Linked DNA regions of Homo sapiens: region 1 is linked to region 2. Evidence: read pairs that join two places in POLR2A ChIA-PET (ENCODE). Cell type or tissue: IMR-90. All regions are shown on one strand. Links, peaks and the distances in the headings refer to the core of each region. The heading gives the core; the rest is flanking DNA.

Region 1 (5,396 bases), core at 128-5,127, 1.1 Mb after region 2:
TGGATTATGATCCATGGACTGAAGTAAAAATCCATGATTTCATACTAACAACACAAATATGTAAATGTGAAGAAAATAATAAAAAATCTTTTTTTTTACAATATAATTCTCACCTATGAACATAAAAGGGATGATAGGGTAAAAAATTATCATTTTGTACCATTATAGTAAAAATTTTGCAGGCAAGAAACAACAGCTGTTAACTTTAGAGGTAAAAATTTTGATGAGGAAGAGAATAATTACATTGCCTCGAATTATCTCTCTCTAAACTAAATATTTAAAGAAAAATAATAACTATATAGGCAATAAACCAGACAACATCTCAACCAAGTAATCAAAATTGCCATGGTCGCTAACAGGGAACAAACATCCTGTGTGTCTGAATATGACATCCTAAGCAGGACACAGCATTACTTACACAGATTTCCACCCCACAAAAAAAGCCTAACCTGAATCTAAACATAAGAAAACACCATCAAAACCTATTTGAAGGAAATTCAACTAAAATAACAAACCTAAGTTCTTAAAAACTAAAAAAAAGTCAATGTACTGTAAGTTAAAGAAAGGCTTAAAACATGTTCTAGATTTAATCTTTAAAGATTAAAAGACAATTTAAGAGATACGTCAAGTAAATGCATACATAATCCTAGATATGTTCAAGGAATGAGAAAAACGGCTAGAAACGTTATTAGGACAGTTGAAGAAACTGGTATGAGAAACATAAATAAAATATTATACTAATGTTAGATTACATGAATTTGATTATTTTACGATGGTTATATAAGAGCATCTTAGTCTTAGAGAACTAACACTGACTTTCAAGTGGGAAATGGGGCACAATGTATGCAATTTCATTTCAAATTGTTCTCTACATCTGTGAGATGTAGAGAAATAATGACACAAGTAGAACAAAATGTTAAAAATTGATGATTCCAGGTAAAGGATATTTGGGAATTATTTACTTTTTTTCTAGGTTTAATTTTTTGGAGGAATAAAATGTATAAGAAATGACATTTTCCAACATTTGAGGAGTTTTATAATTATCCTTCTGAAACTTATTTATTTTATTTATTGTTTACTTTTGTAGAGACAGGGTCTCACAAAAGAGAGATCAGGCTGATCTCAAACTCCTGGGCTCAAGTGATCCTCCCACCCTGGCCTCTCGAAATCCTGGGATTACAAGTGTGAGCCACCAAGCCCGGCCTGCGAAACCGATTTTTATTTAAATTCCATTGTGTTTAGATAACGTACTTTGACTATTTTTAGTTTTTAAAATTTGTTTAGACTTGCTTCAATGTCAATTACACAGTTTACTTTGGCAAAAGATCCAAGGGTATATGAAAATAATGTGTATTTTGCTACTTAATTCTGAATTGAGTCTCCATCTCTGTGTGTGTGTGTAATTTCATGTGTCTGTTAAAATCCAACATTCTTTTCTTTACTTTCTTGAAAATATTAATCACACAGTTTACTTTGGCAAAAGATCCGAGGGTATATGAAAATAATGTGTATTTTGCTACTTAATTCTGAATTGAGTCTCTATCTCTTTGTGTGTGTGTGTAATTTCATGTTTCTGTTAAAATCCAACATTCTTTTCTTTACTTTCTTGAATATATTAATCACACAGTTATATTTAAGCCCTTGTATGACAATTCTAATACCAACTCTAGGTCTTCTATTACCTGCCTTTTTTTTGTTTGTTTTCATTTTTGGTCATTTTGTCCTATGTTTTGATATATTTGGTAATTTTTGACTGAATTCTCAACACATTGGATGAAAAATTATAATAACTCTGGAACACGTTATTTTTCTCCAGGGAGGGTTAGATTTTCTTTGACAGCAAATACTGTATTAGTACTTCCCTTGAGTTTGTTGTGTGCTGATTTCACACATATAGAACTATTCTATATCACTTTCACTGTTACTTTCAGATGGTAGTCCTTGCTCTTAAGCATGTTCCTTATACCTAGGAGGTGGCCTTAGTCCTAGGTTGTGGTTTTTCTGGGGCCTTAACAAAAGACTTGGAGTATTTGAGAAAATATTTGCATCATTCCAGGGTTTGATCTTCAACATCTGCCTCCCTGGTATTATATAACTGATAAAATTTCTGTTTAGTTGTTTCCTTTCAGCTAATATTCATTTCTAGTCTTTTTCTTTTCTTCCTTCCTTCCTTCCCTGCTTCCTTTTTTCCTTCTTTCCTTTTCTTCCTCCCCTCCTTTCCTTCCTCTCTCCCTCCCTCCTTCCCTCCCTCCTTCCCTCCCTCCTTCCGTCCCTCCCTCCTTCCCTCCCTTCCTTCCTTCCTTCCTTCTTCTTCCTTTGTTCATCATTCTTTTTTCAGTTTCATTTTTCATGTGCAAGGATGGGTAATTAATCAAAAACTAGAAGGGGATTTGCCTGTAGATTTTTTTTACTCATTATAGTAGTTTCCTCATTTCAAAGATTTTTGCTTCTTGAGTCTTATCCAATTTGGCAGCTTTAAATTCCAGTCACTGACTTTCAGCCAAGTGAGACGCTGGGTTCTGCTTGGGCTCTGCTCTATGATGCAGTGAATTGAAAAATGTTTTCAAGGAAAAAGATGGATGAATGTGGAAATCATCTTATGCTCTTCCATTCTCTCAAGGATTACAGATCCTTAAATCCTGCCTCAGTTGGTTTATCTCTAATGCTTTCAAATAGTTGTTTCATAGATTTTGTCGTTCATAATTTTTTTTGTAAGAGGATTTGCTCAAAACAAATTACTTTGTTGTAGTCAGAAAAAAAATTTTGGAAGTTATTATTTGAGCTCACATTTACTATCTCTATTTTAGAGACTCTCCCATAATACAAAGCTAATACTGGAAGAAGTATAAGTTAAATTCAGATCCTTTAATGACAAGTCCATTGATCTTTCAGTAATACATTAAGAAGTATACATATTTATTATAAAAATACTTTCAATATGTAGAATCTTCTGTGTACAATTTGTATTAAAACCTATGTTATTTGTGACAGGCTTCCTAATATTCGTATATGCTACATATATGTATGTCAATATGTGTATATATATATTTTTAATTTAAAGCAAAGTAGATATCAGCATATGTAAAACATATTTCCAAGCCTCTTATCCTAAGGTGCTACTATTTTTGTAGGTATGTGTTTAATAGATGTGACTAATACTCTCACTCAGCAGAAGATCTAGGGCAGAAGAGATCTTAAATAGTTAACTCAATAACAAAATTGCTAAGATGAGTCATTAACTTTAATGAAGATCATTTTTCCTTCCTTTTTATATTTTATCCACTCATGTAATAAATAATAGTCATAATAAAACTATAAAAGTGATAATGATGATTTTGCTGGTTGTATAATTTTATACTTCCAAAAGGGCTAAAGCATATCCCATCCATAATCAGTTGTTTAAATTATATGCCTTGAAATGACACTCAATGTTTTAAAAAAGAAAATGTATTTTGGGAGAATTTCATCCTAAAAATAAATCTGCCTCAATTAGAAAGCTTGAGTCCTCATTCTCCTGCTCATTTAGCTTAATGAATGTCATTAGCATGGGCTGTTAATCATAATGGATAAGATATGAGTTGCTTTCTTTCTCCCTTATATTTTCCACCCTAGGAAAAAAAATTCTCCATGCAGGTGGGGTTTTTACAAGCTTAGTCTTTCTTCATCATAAGATAAGGATGCTGAGACAAAAAATGCATTTTGAGGCAATTTTGATAAAACATGGCTAGACTGATGTTCTTGCTTTTCAATGCAATAGCTGTAGAAATTCACGTATATTGAAGAATGTAATGTTAATGTTTTAGGGAGAAGTTTGAAAGATAAAATGATATTTATATAACATATTAAATAATATTTATAATATATAAAATATATGAATTATTATATACCTGCCAAACATATTTATGCATATATACACATATATATATGTGTGTGTGTGTGAGGGTCAGTGTGTGTTTTTAATGCATTTATATATAGATACGAAGATACTATAAACTCAAAGCTTAATCCTTCTTAATCTTTAGAAGGATAAATTTACTTTCGGGAATAAAATAATTTATTTGTGTGAAAGCCCTCTGATTCATCAATAGGGAATATTAAGGAAAATTCATTAATCCATAGCAGCATGTCAATAGAAAAGGGATGCAGAATACCTTCTGGACAATCAAATTAAAAATATATGCACTTTTAGATGGTTTTCTTGTAATATCAGTCTGCTTTTATCATCTAGACCAGAGGAACTAACTTACTGGCAGAAAATTTCAGTTCTGAAAGTTGGTACTGTAGTAACACAGGAATGGTACGTTTTTGTCTCAGAAAAAGACAATCAAAGCAAAGTGCATGTTTCATGTAAACTGTCGCTCAGCATTTTGATATTCTGTTTTTCTGGTACAGAGAACTACTTTAAAAGATGATTCAGAAACCTCACAGAGAAAGAAATGGGAAAATTGTCAGCCTGTTGGCAATGTTAAGAAACCACAAATGGCTGATAAATAATCGCTGTCTATCATGCAGAGCCAAGAAAAAACAGAAAAACAAATGAAGAAAATCACAAAAACAACTGCAAGAAGCCAAAAAGAATGTGAGTCTTAACAGTAAAGAATGAAGTCTTATTGTGGAAGAAAAAAGTGCATGAACAGAAAGGATAGCGTGTAAGAAGATGAAATAAGAAACATAGCAGAATATAGTACAAAACATAGAGGTTACAAAGATCAGGTGAAATAAGGTGTATGACAGAAAGAAATAAACATGCAAGAGTAAAATGTAGCACAGATGCAAAATAATTAAAACAAGGAATATTATACCAACTTCTACTTAGACCCAAAGCTTTGTGAGACTGGCAATAGCAGGATGCTGAGATATTTGCTATCTTCTGAATCTCAGCTGCAACCAGCACAGCTATTTTTCTCAAGTTATGAAACGAATATTCCAGCTGGAGAGATCATTAAAGGCTTGCTGTCATTTTGAATTTACTTGATCCTTCAGTGAACATATCAATTAAGACACTCTGCCTAAATAAAAAAGAGACCCTTTACTTGGGAACTGTCATTACAGCCATGTCTGTGGACCCTAGAGCCAACTCTGTAGTGTCATCGATAATAGCATGAAACTCTAGAGCCATAGTGTCTGGGTTCATATACTACTTTTGCCATTTATTTCCTATGTGACCTTTGACAAGCAGTGATACCTCTTATCACCTCAGAGTTCTCATTTGTGAAAAGGAAGCAATTAGGCTATCTCATGAAGTTATGACAGGGATTAAATGTATTGAGTTATATAAAGTATTGGAATAATGTATGTCACATACTAAGCACTATCTGCTTATTAAAGGAATAACTACAACTGTATATGCCTATTAGTGGTACTCTCTTATTCATTCAATGAATACTTATTGAGCA
Region 2 (5,396 bases), core at 206-5,205:
TGGCAAAGGAATGTTCATATTGGTATGTTCTCATTTTCTCATGTTTGATCAACTGGATAAAGGCCTTTGTTAATTAAGTGAAAATCCATATTATTTCTTTCAATATGCCTTTGATTTAAAGTCACACATAAACTATGTCAACATTACTGGCACTCAATAAACAAACATGAGTTAAAGAAGAATTGTTGAAAGTATGCTTCGAAGGTAACTACAGAAGAAAAGCACTCACCAAGCAGTAGGTCTCCCCAAACAGAATTTTTCAAACCCCACACCTGTCTTTATGGTATCCTATGAAAAGGACCTCATGAGCAAACAGATGTTTGTGTGGGTGGCCTCGTCTTCGCTGTTCATGCCTTTTGATTGAATGCACTTATCCGTTCTGTTTCTGTCACTGCTAGAAGAGTAATGACCATGGGCCCTTGACCTTGGCAGTTTGGGATCTCAAACCTCAACTCTGAATTTTTACCCATTAAGCTTAGATCTTGCTCTCTGATTGAGATCACTTTAACTCTATCAAATGGAAACAGGATAATGTCTCTGTAATACTCAGCTTGGTGAGCAGAGCTCAGGCTATAGTTTTTACTATGTTAAGTCAGTTTTCTCTACCACATTGCCGCTGTGTTTTAAGGGGTGCAGTTGGATCTATTGTATGTCCAGAGCCACATGTTAATGGAAATATGATGGTGCTGCACTGTGAAAGGAGACATGATAGACATGGTAATGTGTCTTGAGGAAGAAATAAAAGTATCATCAAAATATTAAGGCAGAAATTCAAAAATAGTTGGCCATTAGGAGAAGGTTTATAATCTTTTATTAAAAATATTTTTATGATTATAAATTTATACCATTAAACCATGGTCATAGTTTACTTATAGTCATAGGTATAGTTTACTTTAATCATAAAAACTAACCAATAGTTCATTTATTCTTGGAAATAGTATTATTGCTGAATAAGTAGGATAAAAACACTAGTCTATACGTATTTGCTAAGCATACATATTACTAAAAGGATTATTTTAGAAGAACTAAGATATTTGAATAAAAGCTAAGTGGTCGTTCTATAGTCTTTTATATTTTATGCCTATTATTAATTAGAATATTGTTTCCCAAGTTTAAATGAGTTTATAGCACACAGATGAGACATTTTTGAAACCCGATTATTTTAAAAAAAAAAATAGTGTCTAGCAGACTTACAAAGGGACTCCTAAACCAAAACACATGTGAAAGGTGTTAGAGATTGCTAAATTTCAGTTCAGTTCAGAAACATTTTCTGTGCCAGCCAGCCAGCCAGCCACTGAGCTGTCATCACCAAATAAGGCCTCGTGGCTTGCCTCAGAGAGGAGCTTACCATGCAGTGGACTCAAAAGACAGCTAAATGGAGGCTGTCAGCAGACTGTGGCAACAGGAGGGTGCTAAGTTTGAAAATGTGTGCCGCCAAACTATTGTTAATATAGAATACACATACAGAAATCAGCTAAACTTTGCGTTTGACTTAAATCTTTTCTTTTTGTTTTCAACATATGGAATTCAGTTTATGCAGTTGTCTCGAAGTGATTAAGAGAACTAGTTGCTGTCCTGACTTAGAGAGGCTCTTCTGAGCATTTGTGAGCTTACTGGATCACCTGACACTTGGTAGAAATCTTTAGGATGAACTTGAAAATGATAGAGCAGAACAGGTATCCTCTCTAGGGAGCTCATCGGGTACTTTTTCAATACAACCACAAGCTGTAAGACAGGCATAACAAAACTTGATAATATACTTGTTCTAAACAGAAGGAAATGATTTCTACATCTAAAGGCATTAAGGAAAACAAAAAGTTATATAAATATGTATGTATGCATAAACATATAACTAGGATAAACCATTACAGTGGCTCATCTCTATAGGAAAAATAAATATGCTTCTTTGCACCTACACACACACAAACACACATACACACACACACCGTTCTTTTTTTTCTTGAGTTTTCACCACTTTATTTTTTTTTGGATTTATGGTCTAAGAACTAAGGTATGATGAATGCCTGTTTCACGAGGGAGTTTCAAAGGTTTCAAACGATAGGAAAAGATCAAGGAAAGAAAAGAAAAGCCTGAAAAGTTGAAAACTCTTGTAAAGTCTGAGTGTTATAATAAAGAGGACAAATGATGCACCTCTAACCGAGGGGCCCAAACTTTATCCTTTTTAAGATACCATTCTGTTCTACACATCTTGGGTTCAGTTATTCATATGGAGAATTACCTCGAATTCATACTTGCTCTATTTAAAGTGGGAACTAGTCTGGGCCAAAGTACATTTGCTGTAATTAAACACTCCAAGGTCACAAAGGAGGATGTGAAAAGCATGGCCTCTAATATGTATGCATTTTGAATGACTCAACCTGATATAACTCAAGCTTTTTGTTTCTGTTTATCTTAGGTATTTTAAAAATAGCCTTTTCATTTTGTGCACTCTCATTTGAGCATGTGTGATTTGTAAACACACAAAACTAATGCCTATTATTTATTTAATAATTTCCTCATCTTTAAAAATAGGAACTGGAATTCCTCCTCAAAATGTCTGTGGTTTTACAAATTTACAACCTAAAACTCTAATCTCAAACTATCTTAAGAGCAGTACTCTAGCTTATTGTAAATTATTCACAGTTTTTTTCAGTTTGGAATATATCTGGACATCTGTATAACTAAACATTTTCCTCTGGGATCTGGTATCTGGTCATCAGTTAAACCAAATGGAAGCCATACAGGCAAACATATTTGGTCTGTCATGATGTATATCAGTGCTTCTCAAACCTGCTTGAACCTCAGTATCATACGGGAGATTTTTTAAAGTATGCATTTTGAGCCGCACCCAAAGAAACTGTGATCTAGTAGTTTAGAGTACCTGTTTTTGTAAAACTCACCTGAAAGCCTTCCTCCTTATACAAATAACTAGGAGTATAAGCCATCTTGGATAGCAAATACCTAATATTTATTTTCAATATGTCAATGCTAGAAGTGTGATTGAGTCTTTTAGACACATAAAAATATTAAGGTAAATTTTAAGCCATATCATAACATAACAGGATTCCCCATATTATAATCTGATATCTGAATATTATAGAAGTTTTGGTATGGAAAAAAAAGGTCTATTTGAATGAGTTTTCCACTTTATGAACATAGAATATATTTGCCTATATTTAGAAACATCACATACAATAACAAAACATTAATAAGCATGACATGCAACTAAGACACTGTAAGTCTTTTTAGCAAAATTTTGAGCTAGTAAAAATTCTTGGTTTGTTTAGTTAGCAAAGAATATTTAGCTCTTTTACAAATTCTTCATACCAATTCTAACTTGTAACTAATATGATCAAACTATTTTCCCCAATATTACTCTCCTTTTATCAAGGGTCTAGAGAAATGAAATAGCTGACTGTGCTACCTAGAAAATAAGTTTTGATCGATTTAAATGCTTATAAAGATATTCTATTAATTTTTTACAAAGTATTTTTGAATGGGGAGAGACCCCTTTGTAGCACTTTATGGCTACTAATTAAAACAAAATCCTGATAAGCAATTTTCAAAAATTAACATATCTGAAGCAAATATTTTGTCTAATGATAAGCAATTCTGAGATGTCCTGGCTGAATTAGCAGTGAATCATATAATTTATACATTGGATTTTGTTTTTTCTCGTTTTTGTAATTTCTTGCCTTTTTAAAACTTTATTTTAACTGCTAAATTCTTACACAGTATTAATTTGGGGAGGTTTAAGAATATGTGGCATATGAGCACATCCTGAAAATTCAAATTTCCTTCATTAAAGGGCCCGTGTCACTGATGCCAAAACCTGCATGAGAGTGTTTATGTGCTCTTCTTGGGAAAATTGTGCAAATCATGAATTTGACCCTGTTAAGGAACACATATACACATATAACAAGGCAAATAAAACACATTTAATTCGGGAATTAATGAAAGGCAAAGGTGGAGGTCATGAGACACTTTTAAAAAATAGATATTGGTGATGAAATTTGTGAGGTTAGGACCGTAGTGACTGGTCCTCCCATTATGCAGTCGCATGTGGTTGTTAGAATGAAATAAGAGGGAGGAAGAAGGGAGGAAGGGGAGGATGGGGATAATGTTGATTTTCACTTCAAGGTTAATCCTGAGAACTGTAATTTTCATTCCAAATCATGGGGGAGGCAAATGGAATGTCCATTTAGGATGATAGCACCTTGAATTTCAGCCATACTTGGTGGCACAGGGGGCAGAATCTACCCTTGTTCTCCCAAGTCAGGACCTTTAGGCCCAGATTTAAGATTAGGTCCAGTTTCTTTTCAGCCTAGCTCATCAGCAGCAGAGATGTTTGTAGTGGATGAGTTTTATCTAGGAGCAGAAGTGTTGGTAAGATAATGAAATAATGTTTATAACATTTTTTTTCCAGAAAAGAGTTTATATTCGCAAAGCTCATTTGTTTATTAATCCTTTAAACTCCAAGCCTGAGGTGTAAGGATTTTTTTTTTTTTTCAGCATAAATTCCTATTCCAACCTAGTTTTTTTTTTTTTTTTTTTTTCCTTAACCAATGCAGAATTGTGTACACTTTGAAAATCTCTGGCTGGGCTGTCACCATGATGTTGAATGCTGTGCTGCATGGCAGTGCCAGCCTTTCTCTGCTTGTGCTAATCTTCATTCCTACCGGGTTATCATTTCGTTAGTTCACAGTTATTTCATATTCATGTTGCTTTTTTGTTCAGATGTGGATGTATTATTATATATAAGAAGTGGACGTGGTTTGCCTGCCTGCTACATGTAGAAGAGAATGAACAGAAAACATCAAATGTTCTAAAATGTATCCTCAAAGGGGTCATTTAAAAAAATTCAGATAATCTGTCAAATCCATTGTTATCCTGATATCTTTACAGAATTGGAAGAACAGTGAATTTTTACCTGCATATTTATGGTGAGCCCTTCAAAAAAATAATAAAAATTTAAAAATACTCCAAAAAATTTGATAACTATGTTTAATAAAAAATTCCTTTGCTAATGTGTGAAATACTATTAAAAACGATGTTATCTCCTTATATTTAATAGATGTGACCTTTTTTAGGAAGCAAGAAATACATTCACAAAAGCTCATCTTTTTCATGAATTCATGATTCTGAGACTGCTAACTCCTTGCCGAGTCTAGTTAAAACGTAACATGAATGATTGAGGGACGTTATTTTTTTAAAGAGCTGCATGTTGAAGTGAAATCTAAACACAAGCAAAAAAGTTAACTCCCCAGCTCAAACTAGTGTTAGGAGTGAATATTTCAAAGAAGGCAAATTATTAAAATTGTCATCTCCTTTTATTGTCACTACTAGTTGCCTTGTGTTTTGTATCATGTTGACTCCACTAGAGTCATCCAGCCTTG

Evidence for each region. ChIA-PET counts read pairs that join two places held together with the same protein. Peaks named below come from ENCODE experiments on the same cell type or tissue, not always from the same donor. Only the 100,000 strongest peaks of a DNase experiment are listed, where the experiment ranks them.
Region 1: POLR2A ChIA-PET joins it to region 2 with 5 read pairs; 1 of 35 experiments calls an interaction of 5 or more read pairs at or near these places.

What each region holds. Positions count from the first base shown.
Region 1 is chr7:79,786,869-79,792,264 of GRCh38, reverse strand. All of the region lies in intron 2 of LOC105375371 (a long non-coding RNA gene), which reads right to left. Among named protein-coding and RNA genes, the nearest start is that of MAGI2, 340 kb to the right of the region's middle. In IMR-90, for the core only: no CTCF peak of the experiment used is centred there; a DNase peak (open chromatin) is centred at 2,494; H3K27ac peaks cover 163 bases.
Region 2 is chr7:80,855,697-80,861,092 of GRCh38, reverse strand. All of the region lies in intron 2 of SEMA3C (semaphorin 3C), which reads left to right. Among named protein-coding and RNA genes, the nearest start is that of SEMA3C, 61 kb to the left of the region's middle. In IMR-90, for the core only: no CTCF peak of the experiment used is centred there; a DNase peak (open chromatin) is centred at 2,372; H3K27ac peaks cover 200 bases.